2 separate regions of the Homo sapiens genome follow, and region 1 is linked to region 2. A link is a loop called in an ENCODE intact Hi-C map of the cell type or tissue named here. Cell type or tissue: PC-9. All regions are shown on one strand.

Region 1 (8,000 bases), 140 kb after region 2:
GGGGATGATGAGATTCTTAACAGGAATAGAAACCACAGAAGTAGTAGGTGTGAAACAGTGGAAATTACATATATATTCAATTTGAAGTTCTAGTAGGAAATCTCAGGGGTTTTAGATAGGCAATCTAAGATACCTGTCTAGCTGGCTGTTGGAAATTTGAGACTAATTTATGCTTGTGGAGAGGTTAAATGAAGCTGTAAGATTACCAGAGCAGGAAGAGAACAGGGCCAAGGATAGATCTTAGAGTGCACCTGGGTTTATGGTATAGAATGAAGAAGAGGAATCAGAGAAGTGATCAGAGAAAGAGAGAGCATCCAAAAAAGAAAGAAAACCAGGAAAATACTGAGTCCTAGATACCAATAGAGAAGAGAGCATCAGTAGAGTCAGAAATTATGGAAGGTAAAGAAAAAGAATGGATATTGCATTTGGCACCTTAAATATCACTAGTGATGGCTCACACTGGTTTCAGGAGGAAAGGAGGCAGGCTGTAAGGAATAGAGTGAGTCGCCATTCAAGAAACAGGATCACTGTGTTTACATGAAGCAGACACATTATAGTAGCTACTACAATTAGTTTCTGCTCTGAAGCAGATTTTTTGTCTTCCTGCTTATCTTCATATTTTTTTCTCTAATCATATAGACATTAAGAATGGTACAAAGAGCTTAAGAAAAGTACAAAGAGGTTTATAGTGTCATTTACATAAAGAGCTTATTACAGCCATAAATTATATCTCATGATTTGCTTTAATGATTTGTGTTTTGTTAAAAAAGTCCACCAAAAAAAAAAAGCATCTCAAACCGTATTCTCCATTCTATGGAGATAGGAGTGAGTATTTATTGACTATCTGCTTCTTTGAAATCAATTATTCATATTTGAAATTCAGTGTGCTAAACAGGATTTCTGAATGAAATAATTTCCAAAATGAAAAGTGGATACTAGTCTTTTTATAACAGTGAATGATTAAATGGCCGATGGGCTCAATGAGGCATGAAAATTAATTCAGTGGACATGGAAAGAAATTCAATTAACCCCTCAGAAATCTCTGTAATAATATTTATAATCCAAGAGCAAGGGCCAGAGTAGTAAAAATGGCTGCTGCTTCTAAGAGCATAAGCAGAATTAATTGGTAAGCTTCTTCAGGACAGGGGCTGTATTGTCTTCTTCTCGTTAAAGTTTTGCTATATTTCATATACTTTGGGCAGGAAATAGATGCTGTTTCCAGACTGCTTGAAGAATTTTCAGAGAGAATTGATTTTAAAAGTTGCCAGTAATAGTGTACGATATCTGTCTGCTTCTTAGCCAGTCCTTATCTTAATTAAAGCGTCACTCTTTCTGCACAGACTCTGCATTGTTTAGACTTGAATCTTCCATCTATTATCCCATTTTACCTTTCCAATTGAAATCAGATTGCACCTTGGTATCCTGTGACACACAGGAAATACTATCTGTGAGATACACTAAAGAAAGCCCTGATGAAAAGACCTGATTTCCACTTGTAGCAGTGGAGGCAGGTTTCTTTCGGCAGTAATATGTCCATCCTTGTTGACTTATTCCTACATGTGAAATTTTTATGCCAGATAGTAATGAGTTAATGATTTACATAGAAAATACATCATAGAACATTCTGGGCACAAACTTAACATGTAAACAACATAACAAGCACCCCCTTTGGCTCTGGTTTTTTTTTCAAATGCAAGAAGGCAAACTTAAGTGGGTTTTTTAATCTGTGTTGGTAATTAAGCACCTTCTAGTTACAAATCAATAAAAGCCTCTCCTTTCAATATGGTACATTCTGCATGCTCAAACATTGGTTATTGTTTCAACAGTTAAAGTATTATTTTTCTATTTTGGAGCATTTTAAATATGTGATAATCAGGGACAAAAACTTTTTAAGCTGGTACTATAGACAATTAATTTACTTCTGGGCCCTGGAGTTATTTATCTGGCACTTTTCTTGAAGAATTAAAGAAAAATATGGTTAATATTCATGTTTTTTATTAATATTAGTATTTTTTCCCTTGAATACATATAACCTAAAAGAAGTCACTAAACAGAATATTTAGGATACAGGTGTAGAGTTTGGCCAGTTTTTACATGGGATATTTGACATTGATTTCTTAGTTTTAAATTTAGGTACTCTTTAAATGAAGTTTAATTGTGGAAACACATAGCACAGGAGACATAGAGAACATATTGACTACATATCTTGGGAGAATTGATAACATTTTAAAACAGTCTTTTACTAGTTTTGGCCATTTCACCTGACAAAAAATTATTCAAAAGTTGCATGATTTTTAAATTAAAATACTTTTTGTATGGTGCACCTACTAAGAGCCAGGTACCATATTAGATGCTTTTCATGCATTATGTCTGTTCCTCACCACAACTCTACAGGATGATTGCTATTAACACTGTTTTACAAACAAGACAGCTGAAACTCAGACGAATTAAGTGACTTTTCCAGGCCCCACAGTCAGTTAAATGATGGATCCGGATTTGAGCCTAGATCTCTGACCTCAATGCCTTTAATTTTTCTGTGCACCACTTTCCTTTCTGTATACCACATTGTTTCCTGTTCTCTAAGCATTTTTCCTCAAAATTATCGCTTCTCATCTCCTGTCACGGGTATTTTTAAAAGCTTTCATTTATCCAAATACTAACCACTTTGATAGAAATGCTCTTTCTGCTGCTGATGCTGCTACTTAGTTTTGCAGGCATTATTGTTCACTTTCATGAAGTCTGTTATAACTAGCCTGAACCTCAAGTAATAAACACATATTTAGGAGGATCTTTGAAAGATCCACTCCTCTTTCATAAAGACCTATAAAAAACCAAGAATACATACTGCCATCTCTGATAAATATTTATTGAGCACCTGTAACATTTTGGGAGCTATTCAGAAGAGTCAAGATTTGAACATGAATAAAACCTAGTACCTAACCTCTGAAGGTATTCATCCTAGGAATGAAACAAACACAAATAATGAGAAATATGAAGTAGTCGAAGATATACAAGGTATGGTGTATACTAGAGGATAAACAGGTAAGGTAGGAATTTGTTCTTTCAGGGAATAGTGGGTGTATCTTCATAGAGCATAGGCCGTATGAACACGGCTTCTAAACTAAATTTATATGGAAAAGCATATACAGATTATGTAAGGAGATCTGCTATATTATTGTGCAATGTTGAATGACTGTCTCCGTTACAAGAGGTAAACATAGAAGATAGATCCTTACTTGCATCCGTGTTTGGCACCAACATTAGCACTTAAAACCTTCACTGGACTATTCAATCAAGCTTGGGTCATTTGTTCTTCTAGAATAACAATAATAGTCACCTAAGTAGAGCGAGCCTTAAAACATAACAAGTTTGTACTAATTAAACATATATTTAGTTTAATACATTTTTTGAGTAGTATCATTACCACTTTTATAAATACTGTGATGATGATGTTAGTGATTGCTGTTATTCCACTTCCAGGATAAGAAAAATAAACATGATATGTAGGATGTGGCAACTCTTGGGTTCCAAAGCAATGAGGCTTCATGGGCCATCTTTTGTGCCCTCCCTGTCAGATCTAGAAAAGAATTCCCCATTATACGTTTTAGGACAGAAATCATAAGTCCTTTTATTCTATTCAGGAAGACACTGTTTATAGCTATACCGTTATCTTCTCTCTTCAAATAGGGGAGTTTATCAAAGCTTTGTATGAGTCCGATGAGAACTGTGAAGTGGATCCCAGCAAATGTTCATCTAGTGAACTGATAGACCATCAGAGCAACCTGAAAATGTGCTGTGAGCTGGCTTTCTGCAAGATCATCAACTCTTACTGGTGAGCTTATCTTATCCTCTGCCTTACATTTTTTCATGTAAAGGTCATCACAGTGGAACTTACATTTTTTCATGTAAAAGTCATCACAATGTTAACAATTATTTTACAACCAAAGGGGAGGGTCTTGGAGAAAAATTGAAAGTTTCCCTAATACAGTCCCGTCTAAAATTGAAATCTCTATTGTAAGCAGAAGTACTTTTGAACTGGCTATCTACATAAATATAATCTCTCTAATAGAATATTAGTACTATAGCCTCTAATATCAAAAGTATTTCTTTTGCTTTCTAAAATATTTACTAGTGTTGAACAGATGTGTTCATGAATTTTGATCATTGCTCTAACTCCAGCAATTGGCGAAATTTTGGAAGATTTTTGATAAACAGTCTTTAGAGAGATTATGGTGAGTTATACTAAACCAGATGGTTTAGTCAGGAGCCTCATGCCATTTTCCCACTTTGCAAAACTAAATTTAAACTAATCCAGAGTTCTGTAGCCTTGGGTTTCCAGTCTCCATCTGGCCTCTGTGAATTTTCCACCGCCTCTCAGCCATGAATCAGGTAAAACCTCATCCCGGAATTTCTACTAGGTCCTCCTCACAGCCTGACTCTTAAGCAAAAGTATATTGGGTCAGGGTGGAATCACTTGTGCTTGTACTGGTACTTCTGTGTTTAGAGGTTTTGGTACTTCTTTCCTTCCCTAGTGTTTTCCCTCGTGAGTTGAAAGAAGTGTTTGCATCATGGAAGCAGCAGTGCCTGAACCGTGGCAAGCAAGACATCAGCGAGAGGCTCATCAGTGCCTCATTATTTCTCCGTTTTCTGTGTCCAGCCATTATGTCTCCCAGTCTTTTCAACCTTATGCAGGAGTATCCTGATGACCGCACATCTCGGACTCTAACTCTTATTGCCAAGGTCATTCAGAACCTGGCCAACTTTGCCAAGTAGGTGATACTGTTGTAACCACTTTAAAAACACAGTTTAAAAAATACTTGAGGCCTAAAATTTGGATGAGGGTTGGGAGCCTCATCACTCATGTTACCAGATTTTCACTGTGTTATTAATAAATATAGCAAAAAAATGGAAACAACTTAATCACTTCATAGAGGAATGGTTAAGTAACCTATGATACATGCATTCAATGGAATATTTGCAGGCACTACAAACTGTTTACAAAAACTATCTAATAATATAGAGCATGAAGATAAAATTATATTAAAAGTGCTGATAAAAATACTTTAGTGGGAAAAAAAGGGCAGAATAAAAAGTGGTATGTATACTGTTATCCCAGCAATATGAAAACACAAAAATCTAAGTATAAAAAAAGTTGGGAAGAAAAGACAAATTCTGCGGTTACAATGTCTAAGACAATTATCCTGGCCACTTCAAAAAAGACAATTTTATGAAAAATGCAAAAGATGGAGGGGGGCTGTTCTAGATTAAAAGAGATTAAATGCAATACTTGAAACTTATTTGGATCTTAAGTTGGAAAAATATATATATATGTCCTTTTGGGGGCAATGGGTGGAATTTAAATATATAGATAAGATAATTCGTGAATAATGTTTTTAAAAGTTTTAGTGTGATAATAGCATTGGTTTATGTAAGAGATATTCCTTATTCTGAAGAAATGGACGCTAAACTATTTAGAGGTGATGTCTGCAACTTAGTTTAAAATGGTTCCAGAAAGAAAAAAAAAAAAATCTGTCTAGAAAGAGAGGGTGTGAAAGCAAACTTGGCAAATATAACAGTTGGTTATTGTAGATGAAAGGCATATGGGTATTCATTGTATATTCTTTCAACTTTTCTGTAGGTTTAAAATTTTTCAAAAGAAAATTAGGAGAAAACAGTTGGGAAGGAAATGTACTAAAATATAAACAGCAGATATATTTGGGTAGCTTGAATGATACATCCACACTTTTTTCTTTCTACTTTTCATTGTTTCAAACTTTTTTCAGTAAGTTTATGATATTTTTATAATTTATAGAAAATAAATTTAAGAAATGGCTGGGAAGGAATTCACATTTACAGAACTGACCACAGATTTACTCAGTATTGATGCTTAAAGACAAGTTTCTGTTAGCAATGTATTGAAGAAAAAAATTGGAACTTCAGTGAACAGATTGTTTTCTAGTATAAGTGGTGGCTTTTTAGAGGTGTACTATTTTAATTTTGTATAATTTATATATAAGCCAATGCAGAAATATACATATTTATCGATATTTGAGCTAAAAATATTTATATTTTATTTTGGAACAGGTTTTATGGACTTAAACTAGGCCCTGCAGATAGCTAGAATCTAGATAGGCAAAGGAGAGAAGTTTTTCTCTAGTGCAAGTAAATAGCATGGGCAAAAGCTTGGAGAAGAAAAAAATGTGTAATATATTTGGGAGACTTTGTAGAAGCTAGCAGTATTGAAGGTTTGTACTGGTGAGCTTTTGGTAGGTAAGTGAGGGCTATATTGCAGAGAAATTTAAATCCCAGAACTAAAAAAAAAAAAAAAAAAAGGAGTTTTGGCTTTACCCTTTAGAGAGAATAGAAAGCTATTCTCAAAGCATTAGAATATTAAAGTGATATTAAGAAAGTATGTTATAACATTTATCACTTATAGATAATAAACAAAATTAGTCATTCCCTCCACAAAATAAAAAAAAGTAATAGTTCTGTGTAATGTCAAATCAAAATGATCATATCTCTCTTGAATATGTTCTTTCTCATTTTCTCATCCTCTACTTCAGGTTTGGTAACAAAGAGGAATACATGGCATTCATGAATGATTTTTTAGAACATGAATGGGGTGGAATGAAGCGCTTTCTTTTGGAGATCTCTAATCCAGACACCATCTCAAACACCCCAGGCTTTGATGGTTACATTGATCTGGGCCGAGAGCTTTCAGTTTTGCATTCCTTACTGTGGGAAGTAGTTTCCCAACTTGATAAGGTAAAGTAGGTTGGTGGAAGATAGAGAACTTTAATGTACCTGAATTCTGGAAAGTAACTATAGAGTGATAGCACTCACTCTTTCTGCTAATTGAAAGCAACTGTTTACCCTAGAAATCTGAGAGTAAATGGTCATCATTTCTGAGTAAAATATGAGATCGACAACCATGAAACTCTAGAAAACCATGACATTATTAATATATGTTTTTAATAATTATCTGAATTAATGGAGTATATTTCTCTAAATTTATATATACAGAGTGCATATCTGAAAACTTGACTAGAAACTAATATATTGGTATATACAGCCTTATGCATGTCTAATAGGATAAGATGAAACCTCATATAGTAATTTCTAATAAAAGTATAGATTTAGCTAAGAAAATACTAGGTTTATCATGTTTTAAGTAACTACCCATGAAACAAATTTTTTTACTATACAAGTCATAGAGTTTCATATAATTATTAGTGCTAACAGTCATTGTTTTCTTTCTTTACAGATGTGAATTAAGAATACAGAAAGCAATTATTTTTAATCGTTTGCTAAGAATTTTATTATATACCGTATTAATAAGTAAATATACACCATGCCAATCATTTTCTTCCTTCTGGAATTTAACAAAAAGGAATAGATTTGGTAGTAAAAAATAGTCTAAAAGACGTTGGCTAGGCTTATTACAATAATTATTTATTGATGTTTTTGTTTGCTACAGGCACTTTATAAATATGTGTGGTGGTATGTTAGAATAACTTCAAAAGACAGTCATTTTTCTATGATAATGATCTACTTATTTTCCTCTATTTTCCTATCAATAAAAATGCTATATCAGTAAAATTTGAAGGGGAATAAAACCTATTAACAAAGACCACTTTGCTGAGGAAACATATGTGGTAATGTGTCCTCCAGTGCTTAAAATATTTGTAAAACAATAAACTGTTCCTTATTCTCGAGGACCTTTTCTTCACTTTTAGAAATGCTAGCTAGATTTTTAAGTTGCAGCTATGCCAAAGATAAACCCTTTTCATGTGAATCGTAGCCCAACATTATTGAGCAAGTAAAGGCCTTGGTGGCATCTATCCCTGTTTGAGTAGGGTAGAAGAGTCTGTTGATTGTTGAGAAGGCAAAGACCCAAAGGCAGCTATGCCAAACTGACTGACAGTTGAAGGGGACCCCTAAGACCCCATGAGAATAAGAATTCCCTAAATAAAAAAATGATTGAAATGGATAAAGCAAGT
Region 2 (8,000 bases):
TTTCCCCTAGTAACAGTATCCAGATTTTAATTTATTCATCAAAAGACTATCTAGATTCAAACCATGCAAAGCATGACTTGCTGAATTTTCAAGAGGAGGTAGTAGGGTTCTTTGTATACAAATAATACTGGAAGGCATATTAGTTGGCCGTGTGAACTAAAATTAGTAAATAGTCATTTTCAATGTCAATGTAACCTACAAATTCAACTTCTTTTAAAAAAACCAAAGCTATCAAATAGCTTGCAAGAACTCTGAGAAGGGGGAAAAGTGAAAGCTGAAGAGTGGACATTTTTATGAACTGTGCATTTATGGAAGAAAATTTATCTCTGTTATTGCATATTGCTTACTGCTTGGCTGGTGGATAGCACAAGGTGAATTTGGAGCTGTCTCCAATCTTTTTGTTGTATTTCTTTGACATTCCGGTAAAGTTCATGTTTTCATGCCCAAATGGGCAAACTACAGTATGAGCCTGAAATGAGCAAGGATAGTTGTTTGCATGTAACATCATAAACATGTTCATAAAGCTGGTTTAATTAGAAAATGCCAAACATTCGTAAATCCGAGGCTTTCTCAGTCCTCAAACAGAAAGTTCAGATTGAACTGGTAAATTCAAATCCAAACATTTACTAACTCAAGGCTGCAGAGATCTCATGCCTCTATTTTAATATATTATAATAAAATATTAAAGTTATCCCGTCATCTTACTTACAGAATGTCTGGATTTTTATAAAAACTGTGCCTGTGATAGTAAATTTGTGTTATTATCCTAGAGTCCTCAAAAACCTATAAACATTTGGTAAATACATTTAAAATTATAATTTAACATAGTATGCCTCCGATATATTCTAGCAAGCCTTAGAGAAGAGTGTATCAAAAGTCTTTTAGAGTCAAAGCTAGCTATCTAAAATTTTTATGTTTGTATACATGAAGACCAAAAAAGGAAATTAAGTTGGAAAACTCTGAGGAAAAGCCAGCCTTTTACTTTATACCATCTTTTCCTAAGTTTATTGACCTCTGAGTGACCAAAAACTTGAGAAAACTTTGAAGAAAATTAATATTAAAGTAGAATATGTTCTCTAGGGTATTTATAAAAATATTATAAAGGATAAAGCTTTTGATCAGAATTAATAAAAGATATTGATTATTCAAACATTAGCTTTTTTTTTTTTTTTTTTGGAGGCAGGGTCTCACTCTGTTGCCCAGGCTAGATTACAGTGGTGTGGTGTAATCATGACTCACTGCAGCCTCAACTTCCTAGGCTCAACTGATTCTCCCACCTCCACCTGCCAAGCAACTGATACTACAGGCACTCACCACCATGCCTGGCTATTTTTTTTTTTAATTTATTCTAGAGACAGGGTGTCACTATGTTGCTCATGCTGGGAAACCTTGGTTTAAACCCTGGCCCTTTCTGTTAGATTAAATTAGCCTCAGTTCTAACTTTATTTGTAAATTAGTGAGGACTCTGTTTTTATTCCCAAGACATTGTTAGAAATATCTAGATAATTTATGCAATAATTTCAAGATGCTAGAATCTTCTGTAGAACTACTGGATGGTAATAGCATTGGTAGACAGGATATGTGCATAATGAAGATTTAATATTATAAGAGATATATTCTTTCCTTTATAAAATAGAGTAAAAATGCTGATAAATAATGTCTGTGTATGGTAGTACTCAATATTTAGATTGGCTATTAAATTAATGTGTGTATTTACTTAACCAACAGAAGCAGACCTTGAACTTTATGGTGATATATTAATACATATAAAGATCAAAATCTTTATAAAAAATAATATCCTGGTATTTCTAGCTCTGAAAGTTGGAGCTCAGTGGATAATGGCAGCCACTGATTTTCTTTGAAATTTCCTTAAAATGTCATGTCTTATTCCTCTCCTGTAAAATAAGATTATTTGACTACTGTCTATAAGAAAGCTCACATTAAAACAGCTGCATAATATCTAGGCATTATATTTGTATTCCACATTAATAGATGGCAGTGATATGCAAGTAATTTGAGGAGAACTCAGATAAGCTCAAGAATTATCAAAATCATTATGAATAATTAAGGTAGAAAACCCTGGAAAAATCTTCCTCAAGGTTTTGGTTGAGTAGTTTTGGGTTTTCTTAAAAACCATGAGTGACTATATATTTATTCTTTGAAATAAGATTTGGAAGGATGTATGTGGTAATACTGATGGTAATATTCTGGAAGAATTGGCTTGATTATGGGATAAAATAGCCATATACAGTCAGTTCTGTTATAATATGACATACAGAGTCCTAAAAATCACTACACTATGCAAGTGGAGACAAAGTGGTTAGGGGCACTACTCTCAAAAACATGGTCAGTAACACACAAAAAAGTGATAAAACTAGGTTTCAAATACTATAATGAATATAGCACTTTACCTTGAAAAAATCCTAAAGTTTCCTTGTGGTAGAGGGCATCAGACTAATTTGTAAGTGTATTTTGAATTGATAGAAGGAGGGTTATTTAAAAGCGGATAGAATGTTGTTACAACAGGCATGTTGGGTGTGGCTAATAACACTCATGCAGTGAACTGAGGCAGCTGGTAGATGTTTGAGGTGTATCTGAATATGAACATCTTGTATATTCAACATGGCTTGGTGAGTAGAGTTTCCTTTGTTCATTTAGTGTTTATTACAGATGAAATTTGTAAATTAGTGAGGACTCTGTTTTTATTCCCAAGACATTGTTAGAAATATCTAGATAATTTGTGAAATATTTTCAAGATGCTAGAATCTTCTATAAAACTACTGGATGATAATAGCATTGATAGACAGGATATGTGAGTAGTGAAGGTTGTGCATAAGGAAACACAGATTTTGTGTTATGTGCAAATTGTTACCTAAAATAAATCAATTGCAGTAGAACATTAAAGTTTTCAAAGCAAATATTATAACAGAACTGACCTTACTACCAATCTGATATAGTTAGATTTGCCCATTAGAAAGAAGTTTGCATTATTAGCCAATTAAATGCAAAAACTTCATTTACATTTGAACATTTTCCTGATTTTCTTTTGGAAGTAGTTAATTGGGTCTCAAAACTGACATGAATAAAATAAAAAAAAACTAGTACTTAAGTTCTCAAGCTAACCTACTAAAATCAATTTTACTGTTTGATTTTGTTACTTTTGTTACTCTTATGAGCTAGATTTTGATTAGCAGTAACATTTTTTTTCGATTGGGACATCAGTTCTCAATTCTAAGTTGAGGTGCGAGACCACAATTCTGCTGTAATTTGAAGTTTGGATTCCTAATTTGTTCTTTTATCTTCCATATTTTAGCACAGTGGAGATTTGTTTACTTCTGTGAAGGTGGCTCCAAGGCAGTGCTGCCACTTATGGTTGCTCAAACTGTTACCCAATTACCTGTCACTTGTTATCGCTGATTTGTAGCTGTTTCATAAAATTTCCAGTAGATGGCAGTAGAGTTTCTTCAATAAAGGACTCCCTTTCTAATTTGTGGAAGTCATTTGTATAGGCTATTGTCATGGTTACTGTTCCCAGTTTGTACAGTCAAGTTCTGTGGAAATGGGTGCCCAAGAAGACCAGAGTAGAGTACTCCAAAATGTGATACCCACACTAGAGGCTCCTCTTAATCAGCCCTAAGGCCAAGTTCTTAGGAAACCACTGTGGTGGTTGGAGAATCAGGTGGGAAGTAGGAATGATTTTTAGATTCAGCCTGGACATCTGGAGGAGATGAATGGCAGATTGAACACAAGCATCTAATTATACTCCTCCCAGAAACTCCACCAAACCTACTAAAGGTGTTTTATTTTAAAGACATGATCCATCAAGGATATGGAGAACGAGAAAGAAGAAAACAGCCATACACACACACAAACACACACACACACACACACACACACACACACACATTGAAAGCTGAAAAGCAAATAGAGTGTGGCAAATGACATAGCTTACTTAAGAAAGCCAAATCTTAACTTGGCTATGAAGAAGGCTAAAAATGAAGCTGACCTTTACCACAGAATCTTTAAATAGCTCAGGAATTGAGCCAGACATATGTGGTAGCAGATCCCCAGGTCTCCTCCTCTTCCCCATTCCACTGAACAACTGTTCTTCCTACCTATACCTCCACCTTAGTATAAGACTCCAAGTATACTCTTTGGAGGGAAAAAAAAAAGCCCAAGTATCTTTGGATTGGGAGATACTAGGCAAAATTGAGAACAGGGCATTTTACCACATATGAGGGAATTAGGTGAATATGTGCACGCTGAATGATGGGACTCCTCCACCTTTCTTCTCTCACTTGCCTTTACCCTACAGGCAGGAGATTAGTAGAATACCCCTTGGTGTATTTAGCCCAAGAAGAAAGATCTAAGAATACCAACTTTCCCAAGATTAGTGGACATCTGAAGAAAAGCCTGAAAGAGAGAGACTAAAACATACAAAAAAAGAAGAAGAAGAAAAGAAAAAGAAAAAAGGGAAAAAACAACTTGGAGGTAGAGACTAGGCAGGGAACAGAAAACTTTAAAAAAATGATTGATATCCTCAGAAAGATAGGATGTTACATACATGAAACAAGAACAGAATGTTTTACAAAGTTGAGCTTTTGTCTACTAAAAAATTAGAATATAAAACTCAATATAAGGGTTGGAAAATGGAATTGAGAAAATAGAAAGTGGAGAGAAAAAAAAGATAAAATAATGAGAGGACCAGTCTAGGAAGTTGAATATCAAAACAACAATTCCAGAAAAAGGGAAAGAAAGGGAGCAAAACCCTAGCAAAATAATTTCAGGAAATTTCCCACCACTGAAAGATATGTGTTTCCAGATTGAAAGGGCTTACTGAGTTCCCATGACAAGTCACATTTCATGAAATTCTAAATTGTCTCTAGTGACAAGAGACAGTCTTACAAACCTGCAAAAAAAGGGAAATTGGAGTACATACAAAGGATCAGAAAGGCTGCGGACTTACAATAAGCAATATCAGAAGCTAGAGAACAATGAGGAATGCCCTCAAAATTCTGAAGGAAATTTTTTTCCAGTCCAGAATTGTATATTTAGCTGTAAACTATTAGTCAAATTTGAGAATAGCATAAAGACATTTTCAGACATGCAAGACTCAAAAAAGATTACCTCCTACACATCATTTTTCCTGAAGCTAATGAAAGATATGTTTTACTAAGAATGAGGACAGGAGATCTAGCACAGGGGAGAGAAAAAGGGAACTTTTAGTAGAATGCTAAAGACAGAACCAAGTTTAATAGCTCGGTACAAGATGTAGAATAAAGACAGCCAGTTCAGACTGGAGCAGCTGATAAGGCTGTAGCGAGACTTTCCAAGAACACAAAATTGATAAGTTAACTCAATCAGCGGAAACAATAGGAAGCGCATTTGTGGTTGAATTAACAATAAGCATATAGATATCTAAGCAAATGAATAATACAAGAGAACACTATAAGAGAAACAAAAAAGTAGCTCAGGACAAAGAGAACACTTCTATAGCACTTTTTATCATATTGGGCACTTTACATATATGAATTTTTTAATCCTTGTAAACCCAAGAGGTAGATAATGTTACAATGAATATTTTATGGATAAGGAAACTGAGGCATAGAGAGGTGAAGTAACTTGCCTAAATAGCTAGACAGCCATTAAGTGGCAAAGATAGGCTTTGAACCCTGGAAGTATGCCTTCAAGATCTATGCTCCTGACCACTATGCTACAGTCTACATAGGATTTACTCTGTGGCTGGAGTCTAAATAACGTACATAGTCATAATATTGTTTGCCTTTACCAAAATTATTATGTAACTATATAGGGAAGGTGAGAGAATAGGAGTATGTATGCACCTACTGGGATGGTGATGGAGGAGGAAGGATTCACATTCTCATCTTTCATAGTGGAAAGTCAATAGATAATGTCTAAAATAGAGAAATTTTAAAGTATCAACAAAGCAATATTATTCAATATTTGATGTTAACTACCAAAACAATTGGCTAAGAGAGGTAAAAGTGGTTGCTTCTGCAGAAGGAAATGTGTTAAAAGAGGAGGGCTGGGTATTGCTGTTTGTTTTAACAAGTTGTAGAACCAGTTGACTCTAAACTGTGTGCACATTTTTTTTTTTTCTGTTTTGAGACAGGGTCTCACTCTGTCACCCGGGCTGGAGTGCAGTGGCATGATCACAGCTCACTGCAGCCTCAAACTCCTGGGCTCAAGCAATCCTCCCACCTCAGCCTCCCAGGGAGCTGGAACTGCAGGTGCACACCACCACACCCAGCTAATTAAGGGCATTAATTCCTTAGCTTTTAGGGATTTAAATGGGAGGGCATATTACATTGATGACGACAGGTGGGTTTCACACTACTAAAATATACTGTTTTTAAAATTAGCTAAGTCTTTTCTCATTCTATAGTCACTTGTAGTAAGATATTAAGTTAGCCTTTAAAACAGCTTAGTTTTTCCTTATCTAAGGTAAGGAAGATAAATTGAATCTGACAAAACAAGACTAAAAACTTCTTGGCGTTTTCAGGTTAAATTATTATAATCTAATAGACAATAAAAACAACCTCTATTGGATGCTTCAGGAATGTTTTAAGAAGATATTTTCTTCTCTTTGTCTCTTTGTTAAATAAAAATTCAGCTGAAATAATGCTAAAGAACAAGTTTTCTGCAGACCATAAATGCTGTGCCTATGATTTAATGTATCATTTTGATTGTTTATATTTCTGCCGATGAATTCAAAACCCAGGGACCACGATAGTAAAATACATAAGAATTAATTCCACATAGGTCTCTTGTAGACTCACAGCAACCTTTGCTCACGTGAGAAGATCCAAAAGTGGAGTTTTTATACCTAGGTTAGGAATATTTTTACTGTGTCTCTTGCAGTGTCATATAAATAGAATTCAGAAAATGTCAGTAAGAAAAATTATCTGTATGTAAGTCGTTTTATTTTACAGTTTTCCAAGTAGTATTGGTGGTGAGCCTAGCAAATATTAGGCTAACAAAATAATTCTCTTGCAGCTTTTAAAGTACCGCAGCTTCCTACTTTAGATTACAGATTTGCCAGTGATCTGCATGAAAATGAAATAAATAAAACATGATCTACAGGGTTATTGGACAAGTGTTATGTTTCAAACTGTCATTTTATGAATTCAAACTACTTTCTAATGTTCTATTATTTGGCCTCATGGTAAGATTTTCTTTATCTCTTTTTCCCCCAAAATATTGGGGAAATTATTATGTTTACAATATTTTTTTTGACTGAGATTCAGTATTTTTAGTGTTTCTCTGTGAAGTAAAGCAAGCTTCTGTGCTTGTTCAATACTAGTTGTAACATCTTATTTGATTTGAAGTGGTAGGCATCACAGATACTTATAAAACTAAAAACAGCTTCCTCTCACTTTATTTATTTATTTATTTTTTATTATACTTTAAGTTTTAGGGTACATGTGCACATTGTGCAGGTTAGTTACATATGTATACATGTGCCATGCTGGTGCGCTGCACCCACTAACTCGTCATCTAGCATTAGGTATATCTCCCAATGCTATCCCTCCCCCCTCCCCCCACCCCACCACAGTCCCCAGAGTGTGATATTCCCCTTCCTGTGTCCATGTGATCTCATTGTTCAGTTCCCACCTGTGAGTGAGAATATGTGGTGTTTGGTTTTTTGATCTTGCGATAGTTTACTGAGAATGATGATTTCCAATTTCATCCATGTCCCTACAAAGGACATGAACTCATCATTTTTTATGGCTGCATAGTATTCCATGGTGTATATGTGCCACATTTTCTTAATCCAGTCTATCATTGTTGGACATTTGGGTTGGTTCCAAGTCTTTGCTATTGTGAATAATGCCGCAATAACCATACATGTGCATGTGTCTTTATAGCAGCATGATTTATAGTCATTTGGGTATATACCCAGTAATGGGATGGCTGGGTCAAATGGTATTTCTAGTTCTAGATCCCTGAGGAATCGCCACACTGACTTCCACAATGGT

What was found. Hi-C counts contacts between places; a loop is a spot of excess contacts. Peaks named below come from ENCODE experiments on the same cell type or tissue, not always from the same donor. Only the 100,000 strongest peaks of a DNase experiment are listed, where the experiment ranks them.
Region 1: a loop joins it to region 2, with 3 times the contacts of the local background. A loop is called at or near these places in 8 of 110 quality-filtered maps.

The regions. Positions count from the first base shown.
Region 1 is chr1:178,447,884-178,455,883 of GRCh38, forward strand. RASAL2 (RAS protein activator like 2) reads left to right here. Exons shown (of 18, transcript NM_170692.4): 10 at 3,688-3,832; 11 at 4,533-4,769; 12 at 6,564-6,765. Among named protein-coding and RNA genes, the nearest start is that of CLEC20A, 45 kb to the right of the region's middle. In PC-9, no CTCF peak of the experiment used is centred here; no DNase peak of the experiment used is centred here.
Region 2 is chr1:178,307,383-178,315,382 of GRCh38, forward strand. All of the region lies in intron 3 of RASAL2 (RAS protein activator like 2), which reads left to right. Among named protein-coding and RNA genes, the nearest start is that of CLEC20A, 190 kb to the right of the region's middle. RefSeq lists a silencer at 3,332-3,626. In PC-9, CTCF peaks have their summits at 3,451 (motif pointing right) and 3,654; a DNase peak (open chromatin) is centred at 3,529; H3K27ac peaks cover 398 bases.